Linked DNA regions of Homo sapiens: region 2 is linked to region 1. A link is a contact called in ENCODE Hi-C data. All regions are on one chromosome and are shown on one strand. The core of a region is the stretch at or near the end of the contact, and the rest is flanking DNA. Distances in the headings are between cores, read along the strand shown. Region 1 holds the start of ABCA3 (ATP binding cassette subfamily A member 3). Region 2 has its middle 12 kb from the start of MSRB1.

The links. A loop is a pair of places that touch in the nucleus more often than their neighbours do. Pooled maps may share reads with other maps.
Region 2: a loop to region 1 is called in a pooled map, with 12 times the contacts of the local background. The contact joins the enhancer-like site here to the promoter of ABCA3 in region 1. A Hi-C loop is called at or near these places in 6 of 50 pooled maps.

Annotation. Positions count from the first base shown.
Region 1 is chr16:2,339,272-2,345,856 of GRCh38, forward strand. It overlaps ABCA3 (ATP binding cassette subfamily A member 3), which reads right to left and starts at 1,457. Exons shown (of 33, transcript NM_001089.3): 1 at 1,302-1,457. It also overlaps the pseudogene ABCA17P. RefSeq lists silencers at 1,078-1,137, 1,308-1,767.
Region 2 is chr16:1,928,131-1,934,026 of GRCh38, forward strand. No RefSeq gene overlaps it. Among named protein-coding and RNA genes, the nearest start is that of MSRB1, 12 kb to the right of the region's middle. Within about 2 kb of position 1,646, at least 21 of the 41 ENCODE cell types and tissues checked have a DNase peak (open chromatin) inside an H3K27ac peak, as active enhancers do.

The DNA.
Region 1 (6,585 bases), core at 207-2,706:
TTTTAGAAACAACTCGTGCTACCCTCTCCTGTTCCAAAAGCCTGTCTGGTCAGAATGGTGGTAAGTCACTTTAGGAAGGGAGAGACGTCGTCCTGTTTTTCAGGTAGAGTTAGCAAAGGTTCAATTTAAAAGAAAAATTATCTAAGAAGTTAAAAATGAAAGTGTGGGGGAGATTCCCATGACATCCATTTTTATCTATTTTTCCCTTTCTCTTACATTTCTCATGAGGCAAACTTTCTAAAACAGTCTTAGTCTTTTCAAGTTTACAAAAGGCAGCGCCCAGACTATCTGAATAAAATGACGGGATGCCCAGGAGAAGAGTGAACCTCTCCCACGTGCTCCCTGCCTGGGCTCCATGCTGTCGCGGGGTCTCGGCTACTCACTCAGCGGGCATTTCTGGAGTTCCAGGAACACAAACCCCAACAAGATCCAATCGACGCCTTCCCGGAGTGCACAGTCCAGGACGTAACCCGGAGAACAAGCGGCAATTACCCCCTGAGGACATGGCTTCATCTGTGCGACAGACACCAAGCGCCTTCCCCACGCCCCTGACCATAAGGCCGTCCCGGCCCTTCTGAAGCGTGGAGCCGGCTTGGAACAGAGCCAAGACACACGGACGCGATGCACACAGGCGTCCTGACCGAGGGCGCCGAGAACGCGGCCTCCGGCGACTGCCACAAGCCCCTCCGCCTGGACTAGCGGCTCCCCTTTCCCGTTCCCACACAGTGGAGGGCGCAGCAAACGCCCGCCGCGGACCGTGGGCCTTGGATTCGGATTTGGAGGCTCCTCGGAACCAGAGGGTGGGAGCAGGCGGAATCCAACCCGGGCGGCTTTGCCACCGCGCGCCCGGCATCCCTGCGGCCGGAAAGCGGCGCCATCTCCGCAAGTGCGCGGCGGACGCCTGCATCCCTCGGGGCCGGGGCTGTCGGTCGCTACATATCCACCTTCTGGGCGCACACAGAGGGCCCGGGCCGTGCCGAGTCTCCGCAGGGTCGAGCTTCCCCGCGCGGCGCGGGCTCAGGCACTGCCCGCAGTGCGGGACACGCCCAAGGCTCGGATGGGAGCCGACGCTGAGGGAGCGGCACCTGCAGGGAGCGCCCGGAGCCGAGGCCGCGGCAGGAGGGGCGGGCGCGGGCGCGGCCGGAGGGGATGCGGGGTCGCGGGAGGGGCCCGCAGGCCAGGCCGGAGCTGGGGGGGGCCCGAGGCCCGAGCTGGCCGGCGAGGGTGGGAAGGGCGGACCCGGGTGGGGACCGCAAGCCCCGGGAACGAGCGCGCGAGCGGCGGGTCCCGGCGGCACTCACCGAGCCTGGGCGCCGGGGCGGCGGCGGCCGGCGCGCGGCCCTCTCGCGGGGTCCCCTCCCTCGGCCACCCGGGCTCCGCTCCAGCCTCGCAGTGGCGGCGGCACTGACAGCTGCGTGGCCGCCCTGGAGGGGAGGGTGCGCCTGCAACCCGCTACTGGCGGACGCAGCGGCCGCTCCGGCTCCTGCAGGGGGCGCCGCGGATGGCGCGTGCGCAGTCGGCCGCCCCTGCAGGTGCCCGGTCCACCCCCGGCCGCCTCGGCCGCTCCGGCCAGCCCAACCCCGCGCCTGCGCGGTGCCCCCTGCATGTCGCCCATGCCCGGCAGAGGGCGCTCTGACTTGCGCGTGCGCAGTCAGCCACCCTGCGAGTACGCGGTTCGCACCCGGCCGCGCGGCAGCCCGTGCTTGCGCACTGCTCTGTGCCCGCGCCTATGTCCAGCAGGGGGCGCGCAGCGGCGGTAGCCGAGCGAGGGCGCGGTGGCCTCTGACAGGAATGACTCTGCGCACGTGCGTTTCGCAGCAGTGGAAGTCTTCACACCCGGAAACTCGACTTTGGCCGTTTCTCCATTTCTCCTCACGCACTGTCTTTCCTTGGGCCCTCGTCACTCCTGGCACCGGGGGAAGGGCTTCCCCGCCTCTGGCCGGGCGCTGGGGCGCGACCGAAGGCGAGGCGGCGGCGAGGAACCTTCTGGAATTCGGCCGTCGGGGCAGGCGTCGAGTTTACAGGAGAAGGCGCGGTGTCCCGGGATGAGCGGAGTCGCCCTCACTTAAGGAGCGAGGGAGGCCTCGGGGGTCCCCAGCCGGGTAGGAGTCACCTCAGGCAGGAGGGCCCGGCCTTGTCGGGGTCACCTGGCGGGAGGGTCCCGGGGTGGGGCGGGGCCGCCTGTGAGGAGGGTCCAGAGAGGGTCGGGGTCACCTGAGGGGAGGGTGGGGGGGTTCGGGGATGGTTGGGGTCACCCGACGGGATGGTCCGGGGAGGGTCGGGTTCACCTGAGGGGAGGGTCGGGGAGGGTCCGGAGAGGGTCGGGGTCACCTGAGGAGGTGGTCCGGAGAGGGTCGGGGTCACCTCACGGAGCGAGCGGAACGGGGTCACCTGGAGGGAGTGTCCAGGGCGGGGGCCCTGCAGGGAGTCGCCTGCAGGGAGGGTCCCGGGCGTGTCACATTAGGCGGTCCCAGGGACGGGTCGCGGTCTAACGGGACGGGAGTGGGGAGGTGGGTCGGGGTGTCCCTGGGCCGGACCGGGTCGTGGGACTGGGTCGCCCCAGGCAGGAGAGCCTGGGAGGGGCGGGCCCCCTTGGCGTGGCAGGGAGAGGTGGAGTGAGGGACTCCCGGGCTCCAGCATGAGGGCGGGCGCCGCGCGGGGCCGACAGTTGCCGCGGGCCGGGGCCAATGGGTCCCCGAGCGCCGCCAGCGGCCGGACCACAGTGAGGTGCGTCCGTGGTCCCGGCGCCCCGGGTGAGGGAGGGCTGCTGCCGGTCCTGCCGCTGGGAGCCGCCTGCGACCCGCACCGCCAGCCCCGCGCCCAGCCAGCCGCCGGCACCACGACCCGACGGCCCCGACCTAATGCAACGCCCCGGGCCGGGGGCGGAAATCGCCCACCCCCAAGAGTCCTGATGGAGTAGGGTTTGAGCGGCTCGTTCCCCATTTTACTGTGTACATAGCACCTTTCACTCTGATGATGTTCTGGATAGCCCATTCCGCGAGCAAAGGGACTTCGTCAGGTTCATGCCTAGATCCAGGGTCCTAGAGTGCCTGGGGCGGAGGAGGCTCATGCTAAATAATTTGTTCAGTGGAATCACAGAGACCTGGCTTCAGATCTTGACCCACCAATTAATGTAGACATGTCATTTTATCTTTCTGAGTCTCAATTTCCTATCCCTAAAATTGAAATTATAATAATAGTAATTAATAATAATAGCAAACTCAAAGGTTTTTTGTTGGTGTATTCTTTTCTTTTTTGGGTCAAATGAGAAAATGCATGTTTAAGTGCTTACTACAATACCTGACACATAAATGCCAAATAAATGGTAGTATATAATGTGAGTATAGCTAGGGATTTACATAGCCTAGTCTCCGTAATGAGCATACAGGGGGAAAAAAAACCCCAAACAATTGAATGCAGTTACAGGATGGGTGGGGGAGTGGATTATTAATGCGCTGCAAACATCCTAAAAACCCCCTTTCCCCATCAGTCTTCACAGACTGCAACACCCCATCCAAAATGTCTTCCCCATTCTCTGCTTCGTCCCAGAAAATGATGTGAACTTGGCTGCTTGGCCCTGTCTTCACCCGGTCATATCCTCAGTCATTTTTCTTTCCAAAACCAATCCTTGCCATTTCCAAATTGAATTTGTTAGACCTTGCACGTTTTTCCGGCCTTTTCAAAACTGGATCCCAATTCTCTGTAACCAAATCCAGTACCAGAACTGGCTGACTCAGAATTTACCTTAGATGGAAGATAGGGTAGGAATTTTGGAAGAAGGATGACCTTACAGATCAAGACAGACAATTGCAGGGTACTAATTTTATATCTTTTTTCTTAACTCTGCCAGGTTAATTGTTAATTATTATAATCACAATCATGAGGTGGGAGGGTGTGAAGGCCACTGGGAAAAGTATCTTATGCCCAAAAATTTCAGGCTCTGAACTGTTAAAAAACAGTTGCCCACAGTGAGCTGGACCCTTTTGATGCCCTTCAACAATCCCTGGATAATTCATCACATTGTGCTCAAGGCCCACTACTGAAAAAATAAAGCAAACCTAGATGCTCCACCTAGTCATTTCTTTCCAGATGGAGGCCCAGATAAGGTCATAATTTCTTCAGAGTCACCCAGTAGAGCTGAGATGACAACCTCCGTGTTCAGGCTCCTGGACTCTACCCCTCTCTTATATGGAAACACTCACATCCATATACCATGAATACATGCTGAGAAATTGAAGGATACACTCCTTGAAGTTACTATGGTTCAAACATTTCTTTTCTCTCAAGATTGATGGTAAACATTATAGTGGATGGTGACACTCATAAACAAATCTTACAGCTTCACAAAAGGCAGTAAACCTAGCCATTATACTAGTCGGCTAGATATAATTAAACCAATAAGCTCCCAATTCTTTGAAGGGGTACAAATACTATACCCTATCTATCTATCTATCTATCTATCTATCTATCTATCTATCTATCTATCTATCTGTCTATCTATTGTATCGTACAACAGTACCCAAATTGCTGATATTCAATACAGTATCTTAGAATAGGGCTTCTTTGATTGTTTCCCTGGGAATGATGTTATAATTCAGAGACGCATTGTAGACCAAGGGCTGTACACATATTCTTTCATTCAGTGATTGGGAAGCATTATATTGTAATGGTTAAAACTGAACTCTGGCCATATTGCCTCAGATTAAATTCCAGCTCTTAATGTCTTTAGGCAAATTACTGGACCTTTCTGTGCCTTGGTTTCCTAGTATAAAATGAGGATTGTATAACAATTCCTCACAGAATTGTTGTGAGGATTAGATGCATTAAAACATGTAAAGTACAGGACTTAGAAAAGTCCTTGGCATTCGGCAAGGGCTCAATAAGTGATCTAAGCATTATACTGTATGCTTTGGAAACAAACGCATGAACATTTTTTTTTTTTGAGACGGTGTTTCACTCTTGTGGCCCAGGCTGGAGTGCAATGGCGCAATCTCGGCCCACTGCAGCCTCCGCCTCCCGGGGTCAAGCGATTCTCCTGCCTCAGCCTCCCAAGTAGCTGGGATTACAGGCATGCGCTGCCATGCCTGGCTAATTTTGTATTTGTAGTAGAGACGGGGTTTCTTCATGTTGATCGGGCTGGTCTCGAACTCCCGACCTCAGGTGATCCACCACCTCGGCCTCCCAAAGTGCTGGGATTACAGGCATGAGCCACTGCACCCGGCCCAACAAATGAAATTTATGTGTTTTGAAGGATCTCACAAAACAGAGTTGCTTAATTCGATTTAGTTTTCACTGTGTGCTTACTATATGCCAGATGAAACTTGAAATAAAAATGTGAATAAGCCACCATCTATACTTTAATAGAATTCAGAGTGCCCAACAATATGTTGTTAGAAGCAAAGATACAGCAATTGAAGACAATACAGACTATGAGTTGCAAAAATGGGCATTAATACATGGACTATCTCAATTATTCAGGGATTTCCTTTGTACTATTAAGTAGTACAGAAACTATAAGTAAGCTGTTTCCTAACTATATTTGTCTAAACCAAATCACTCGCTTTAAAATAGTTATTTTGCTTAGGTTTTAAACATTTAGAAATTTTGAGGAGATGATTTTTATGGATGATTTGCATGCTCTCAAATTAATTTTAAATTTAACAAGTGTTACATGAATATATTCTTGTTGAGAAATTCAAACTAATAGGCAAACCAAAATTCTTTGTAACCGCCATCCCCTTCCCTGATTTCCTCTCCATGGTCATAGTTTGGTAAATAAGCTTCTTAAAGTTTTTTAAATGTATTTGCACACATATATAGATTAGCCTATACAAGTGTAGCATTATTTATCATTTTTCCATAAATGATATTCTGTGGGCATGATTCTTCAGTTTTCTTTTCAGAAATGAAAATTGGACATTTGACATTTGAACCTCTCTCCTGTGTTTGGAAAACTCTCCATCAATGTGATACAATGGTGGAAAGCGGGGTCTAGGCTCAATGGAACAGGTGCTTTTGCAAATGTATTACAGGTGTTTTCCCCAGGTTGTCTGTCAGCTTTTTACCTTTTTTTCAAAGAAAAGTTGTTTTTTTTTATGTAATCAGATTTATTAGCCTGTTTCTTTATAGTTTCCAGGTTATAGGTCATACTTATTTTTTTAAAAAAGTCCCCACTCTAATAATATAAAAGTGCTTTTATAATGAAATTTTATATGTTTAAACTTTTATCCATCTGGGGCTTATTTTGCTGGAGTGAGCTAGCCAATTTTCTCAACACTTAAAAACATTAATCATTAAAATCTCAGTTTACATATAGTAGAATTCACTCCTTCTCCTAATAATAATATAATTAATTATAATTATAAAAGTGCTTTTATAATGAAATTTTTTATGTTTAAACCTTTATCCATCTGGGGCTTATTTTGCTGGAGTGAGCTAGCCAATTTTCTCAACACTTAAAAACATTAATGATTAAAATCTCAGTTTACATATAGTAGAATTCACTCCTTCTGGTTATAATTCTGTGAATCTTTGTTGTTGTTTGGAGATGGAGTCTCGCTCTGTTGCCCAAGCTGGAGTGCAGTG
Region 2 (5,896 bases), core at 396-2,895, 410 kb before region 1:
CTTTGAGGAGCTCCTTGACCTAGGATGGGTGAGGCCTGCAAGAGGGTAACAGGGGCCCAGTCTGCATGCACAGAGGAGGCCCACCCAGGCCCCTGCTGTGGGGGAAGGAGAGGACCACTGGGGCAGAGCCCCCAAGAAAAGCTTCTAGAAGGGTTGTGATGCGTGTGGAAGGACAAAACAGAAGAAGGAAAAACAAACTCTAGGAATGCAAGGATGTGTTTCTAGAGTGGGGTCTGGTTTGCCTGGAGGTGCAGGTGAAAGGGTTTGGGTTCAGGTGATGCGGGCAGTAACAACAACATAATTGACTGGGCTGAGGAGCTCACACCTATAATCCCAGCATTCTGGGAAGCCGAGGTGGGGGATCCCTTGAGCCCAGGAATTCAAGATCAGCCTGGGCAACAAAGCCAGAGCACGTCTCTACAAAAAGTTTTTTTAAAAAATTAGCCAGGCACAGTGGCTCATGCCTGTAATCCCAGCACTTTGGGAGACCAAAGCGGGAGTGTCACTTGAGCCCAGGCGTTCCAGACTAGCCTGGACAACATGGCAAAACCCTGTCTCTACTAAAAATACAAAAATTAGCGGGGCGTAGTAGCACACCTGTAGTCCTAGCTATTCGGGAGGTTGACCTGGGAGGATCGCTTGAGTCCAGGAATTCAAGGCTGCAGTGATCCATGGTCATGCCACTGCACTCCAGCCCAGGCAACAGAGAAACCCCCTTCTCAAGAAGAAACAACCAGGCCCGGCGCGGTAGCTCATGCCTGTAATCCCAGCACTTTGGGAGGCCCTGCTGGGCGGATCATGAGGTCAGGAGATCGAGACCATCCTGGCTAACACAGTGAAACCCCGGCTCTACCAAAAATACAAAAAAATTAGCCGGGCGCAGTGGTGGGCGCCTGTAGTCCCAGCTACTCGGGAGGCTGAGGCACGAGAATGGCGTGAACCCGGGAGGCGGAGCTTGCAGTGAGCCGAGATCGCGCCACTGCACTCCAGCCTGGGCGGCAGTGCCAGACTCCGTCTCAAAAAAAAAAAAAAAAAGAAACAACCCCAAACTGTAATTATGATAAACAACACCGATCTCATTTATGGAGTAGGAAATCAAGCTGGAGAGGTGGGGTCAGCCTAGGTCAGAGCAGGCAAGGACTGTGGGAACCTCTGAGGGAGGGACCTGGTCTGGTTATTATTTTGCAGAGAGGACTCTGGTTGGGGGAAGGCAGCCAGGAGCTGCCTGGGTTGTAGCGGGGAGAGGTGGGCGGAGGAAAGAGGCCTGGGATGTGGAACCCTAGGATCTAGCCCTGAGGGCGGGCCAGGTCCGGGCAGCCTGGGTCCCACGCAGCTGCCCTGAAGAAGGGGCTGGGGGCGTCCTGCCTCCACCCGCGCCCCCAACCACGCCTGCCGTTCCCACCGGCCGCGCCACCCCCGCCCCCGCCCCTGGCTCTGTCCTCCGGTGACCCTGGAAGGGGCACCCGTGGCTGCGACTGCACTCCCTGTAGCGGTCACTTCGTGAAGCCCGGCAAACCCCCTGCAGCTGCCCCTGGCACCCTCAGACGACCAGAGGCCTCGGCCTGGGTCCCCAGCACCGGCCCAAGGGCGGGCGTGGCCGAGGCGGTTTCTCTGCGCGGACGCTCGCTGCCTCCGCCGCAACCCCCGCGGCCACCCGGGGAACTGCAGCGCCGTCAGGCCCCCCGCCGCGCCTGCGCACGCAGACCACCCGGCCTGGCAGCACCGAGCGAGCGTGCCCCCTGCTGGTCAGTCCTGCGCACGGTCCCGCGCCCGGGCCCGGGAGGCCGCCTCGAGGGCCGGGGCTTGCACGTGGCCTCGGCGCCTTCGCCGACCCTACCGGACGCCCCCTCCTCCCACCTGCCGACCCGTCCGCGGGTAGGAGCCTCCCGGGAGCTGCCCACGGCCCCCACCCCCACCAGGGGCCACAGCCCCACCAGGGCCAGGCTCTGCGCGGCACCTGCCACTGAGAGAGCGGAAAGCGGTGGTTGAGCAAGGGTCTGAAGTATGGTCTGTTCCCCCATACGGGCCGCAGACGCTTCCTGGTGGCTGCTCTGAGCCAGGCCTGGGCCCCGGCGAGGGATCACGGTGTCTCAGACAGAGTTCCTTTTTATTCCCCATCCCTCGCCCGAGGTGACGGCCCAGCCGTGCCCAGGCCTGCCCGCTGCCCCTGAACCCAACCCTTGAGGGGCAAGGCCGTGCCCTGGGGAGGAAGGGGCTGCCCCCTCAGAGTCTGCTGTTCCTCAAGGAAGACGCGGGGGCAGCCGCAAGGATGGGGTATCACCCAGCAGGAGCGGGAGGGTAAGGTGACTGATTCCACACCAGACGCTCCATTGCTGGAAACACCACCCCCTCCTCCGGTGACCTGGCATACAGACCTTGCCCACAGCCATCCCTCCCTGGACTCTCAATGTGAGGGGGCCTTGGGGTCCTGCGGTTCACCCGTCTCCCCACTCAAGCAGTCTGCTTGCCGGCACCCCCCCCACCTCCTGAGCCCACTTGCCCCCTCCCACCCCCACCTCCCTACCACATCTTTTTTTTTTTTTTTTTCCTGAGACGGAGATTTGCTCTTGTTGCCCAGGCTGGAGTACAATGGTGTCATCTCGGCTCACCACAACCTCCCTGAGCCTCAGCCTCCCAGGCTGAGCCTGAGCCTCCCAGGTTCAAGCGATTCTCCTGCCTCAGCCTCCCGAGTAGCTGGTGTAGGGAAAAGAAAGAGAGATCAGACTGTTACTGTGTCTATGTAGAAAGGGAAGACATAAGAGACTCCATTTGAAAAAGACCTGTACTTTAAATAATTGCTTTGCTGAGATGTTGTTAATTTGTAGCTTTGCCCCAGCCACTTTGACCCAACCACTTTGATCCAATCTGGAGCTCACAAAAACATGTGCTGTATGAAATCAAGGTTTAAGGGATGTAGGGCTGTGCAGGACGTGCCTTGTTAACAAAATGCTTACAAGCAGTATACTTGGTAAAAGTCATTGCCATTCTCCAGTCTCAATAAACCAGGGGCACAATGCACTGTGGAAAGCTGCAGGGACCTCTGCCCTTGAAAGCAGGGTATTGTCCAAGGTTTCTCCCCATGTGATAGTCTGAAATATGGCCTCGTGGTATGAGAAAGACCTGACCGTCCCCGAGCCCGACACCTGTAAAGGGTCTGTGCTGAGGTGGATTAGTCAAAGAGGAAAGCCTCTTGTAGTTGAGATAGAGGAAGGCCACTGTCTCCTGCCTGCCCCTGGGAACTGAATGTCTCGGTATAAAACCCAATTGTACATTTGTTCAGTTCTGAGATAGGAGAAAAACCACCCTATGGTGGGAGGTGAGACATGTTTGCAGTAATGCTGCCTTGTTATTCTTTACTCTGCTGAGATGTTTGGGTGGAGAGAAACATAAATCTGGCCTACGTGCACATCCAGGCATAGTACCTTCCCTTGAACTTAATTATGATATAGATTCTTTTGTTCACATGTTTTTTGCTGACCTTCTCCTTATGATCATCCTGCTCTCCTACTACATTCCTTTTTACTGAAATAACGAAAATAATAATCAATAAAAACTGAGGGAACTCAGAGACCGGTGCCAGTGCAGGTCCTTAGTATGCTGAGCGCCGGTCCCCTGGGCCCACTGTTGTTTCTCTATACTTTGTCTCTGTGTCTTATTTCTTTTCTCAGTCTCTCGTCCCACCCGACTGGAAATACCCACAGGTGTGGAGGGGCAGTCCTCCCCTTCAGCTGGGATTACAGGCATGGGTCACCACGCCCGGGTAATCCGGGTAATTCTGTATTTTAGTAGAGATGGGGTTTCTCCATGTTGGTCAGGCTGGTCTAGAACTCATAACCTCAGGTGATCCACCTGCCTCGGCCTCCCAAAGTGCTGGGATTACAGGCGTGAGCCACTGTGTCCGGCCCACCACCTTAACATGGATGTTTGGATGAGCCTGGGGCCCTGGGATGCAGGCAGGAGGCACTACTCCCCAGCCCCCACCAGGATCACCACCCCTGCACTGCTGTGGCTGAGATCCCCAGGCGCCAGCAGGCCTCCAGCCACCCAGCTACCGGCCTGAGCCTGGTAGACAGCCCTGGGGACAAAACCCTGCACACAGGGGCCCAGTTTGCAGGCGAAGGCCAGTCTGCTCTTGGGCCTGAGTCCACTCTCGGGGAAACACTGGCCCCAGGTGCAGAGCTGGGAGTGCTGGGAGAAGGCAGCACAGCCCAGGCCCCTGCCTGGCCCTGTGCCTGGGAAGCCTGCTGCCCATTCAGCAGCTCCCTCCCTGCCGCAGCAGAGCCGCCTTCCACAGGACCTGCCCACAGAGCCCTTCCCAGAGCCACTGCTCCTCCTGCAGGGAGAAGCAGAAAGGGACAGGTGTGGGCATAGAGGACCTGAACTGGCTGCCTAGAACAGTATTGGGAGCCCTGTGCACCCCCTGCCAGACCCGCCATCACCAAATGACTCAGCATGGCAGGACAAGGACCCTGATCAGAGGCCACTGGCAGCCGGCCACATGTGGCCTGGAGTGGCTCAGGTCCCTGGCGGCAGAGGACACAGGGCTTCTCCCAGCTGTGTGGCCTCAGACTAATCGCGTTCTCTGAGTCCCCCTTGTCTCCCCAGAAGAATGAGGCTAAGGAGAGTACCTGCTGCACTGGGGTCAGTCGCTGCAGCGGGCCTGCTCTCACCTGCTGGACTAGGGGGTGGGCAGGCCACAGGCTGGGCTAGGACAGTGCCCGAGAGCCAACGAAGACACTGGGTGGCCAGGGCAGCCCCAGAGCGGGCTCCACTTTAGCTGGTGGCCAGCGTCGGACACACTGGGGTCCAGGTGTAAAAAAATCAGGGCATGGGTGGGAGCTGGAATCAGGGGTTGAGAGACACCCCCCTGCTCTCCGCAGCTCCAGGGAGATTCTGGCAGCTAGCCTCAGTTCTGGCCCCCAGCAGGGCAGAGATGGAGACATTTGCTAGAACAGGAGGCTGCCACAGCACATGCTGGGGGAGGGGCAAGCAGCAGGAAGCCCCTTCTGGGTACGGTCCTCCCCGAAGGGCCCTTGGTGCTTTCATCAACACTGACTCTTCCCAGCACCCGCCCCACGCGCCCCTACCTCTAGACGGAGAGCCCACTGGCCAGCAGCGCCAGGAGTCAGGCCTCTGACCCACAGGGCAGTGCACACAGCACCCATTCAACTGTAGCATCCCCTGCCCGCCCCGGGTGGCTCTCCTGTGCCCTCATCCAACCGGAAGACAGGCTGGGTGCCACTAAGGGAGGCACAAAGAGAGGAAAGTCGAATGTCCCGCCCAAGATCAGGGTCACGCAAGCAGTCCGAGGCCAGCAAGGGAGACAGCGGCCTCTGCCACGGCACTGACTCCACGTCAGAGCAGGGACTGCTAGACCGGGCTGCGGAGGGGCTGGCAGGTGACAGAGTCAGCTCCGTGAGGGGTGAGCAGGCTGAAGGGGCTGGCAGCACGGCTGGCCTCTCCCCGGTCTCCACTGTGGCCTGTACTGCAGGCACTGCCCCTCCTGTGGGGGGACGCTGCCTTCCATTGAGGGTGCCTCTTCCAATTGTACACCCGGAACCGGGGATGACCACGGGACAGGTCCACTGGGATCGGACCCGAGCCAACGCTCCCTCAGTCACTGGGCCTTCATAAGCCCCTACTCTGACCCAGTGACGTCTGACTCCAGAGTTAGCATCGGTTCAGAGCCAGCATCCAGGAGTCCCCAGAAGGTCTCATGATCTCCTTTTCCCCAGTGCACTGCCATAGAGATCCCTTTGGAGAAGGCTGGGAAAAGACGAACAGGATAAATTTGGGGGGTCCTTCCTCAAGGCACCCTGGTCCCCTCCATACAGCGGTGTGGGTCTGAATGGAGGTTTTAGGTCTGTGACCTGGCTCCAGTCTGGGAATTCACTGA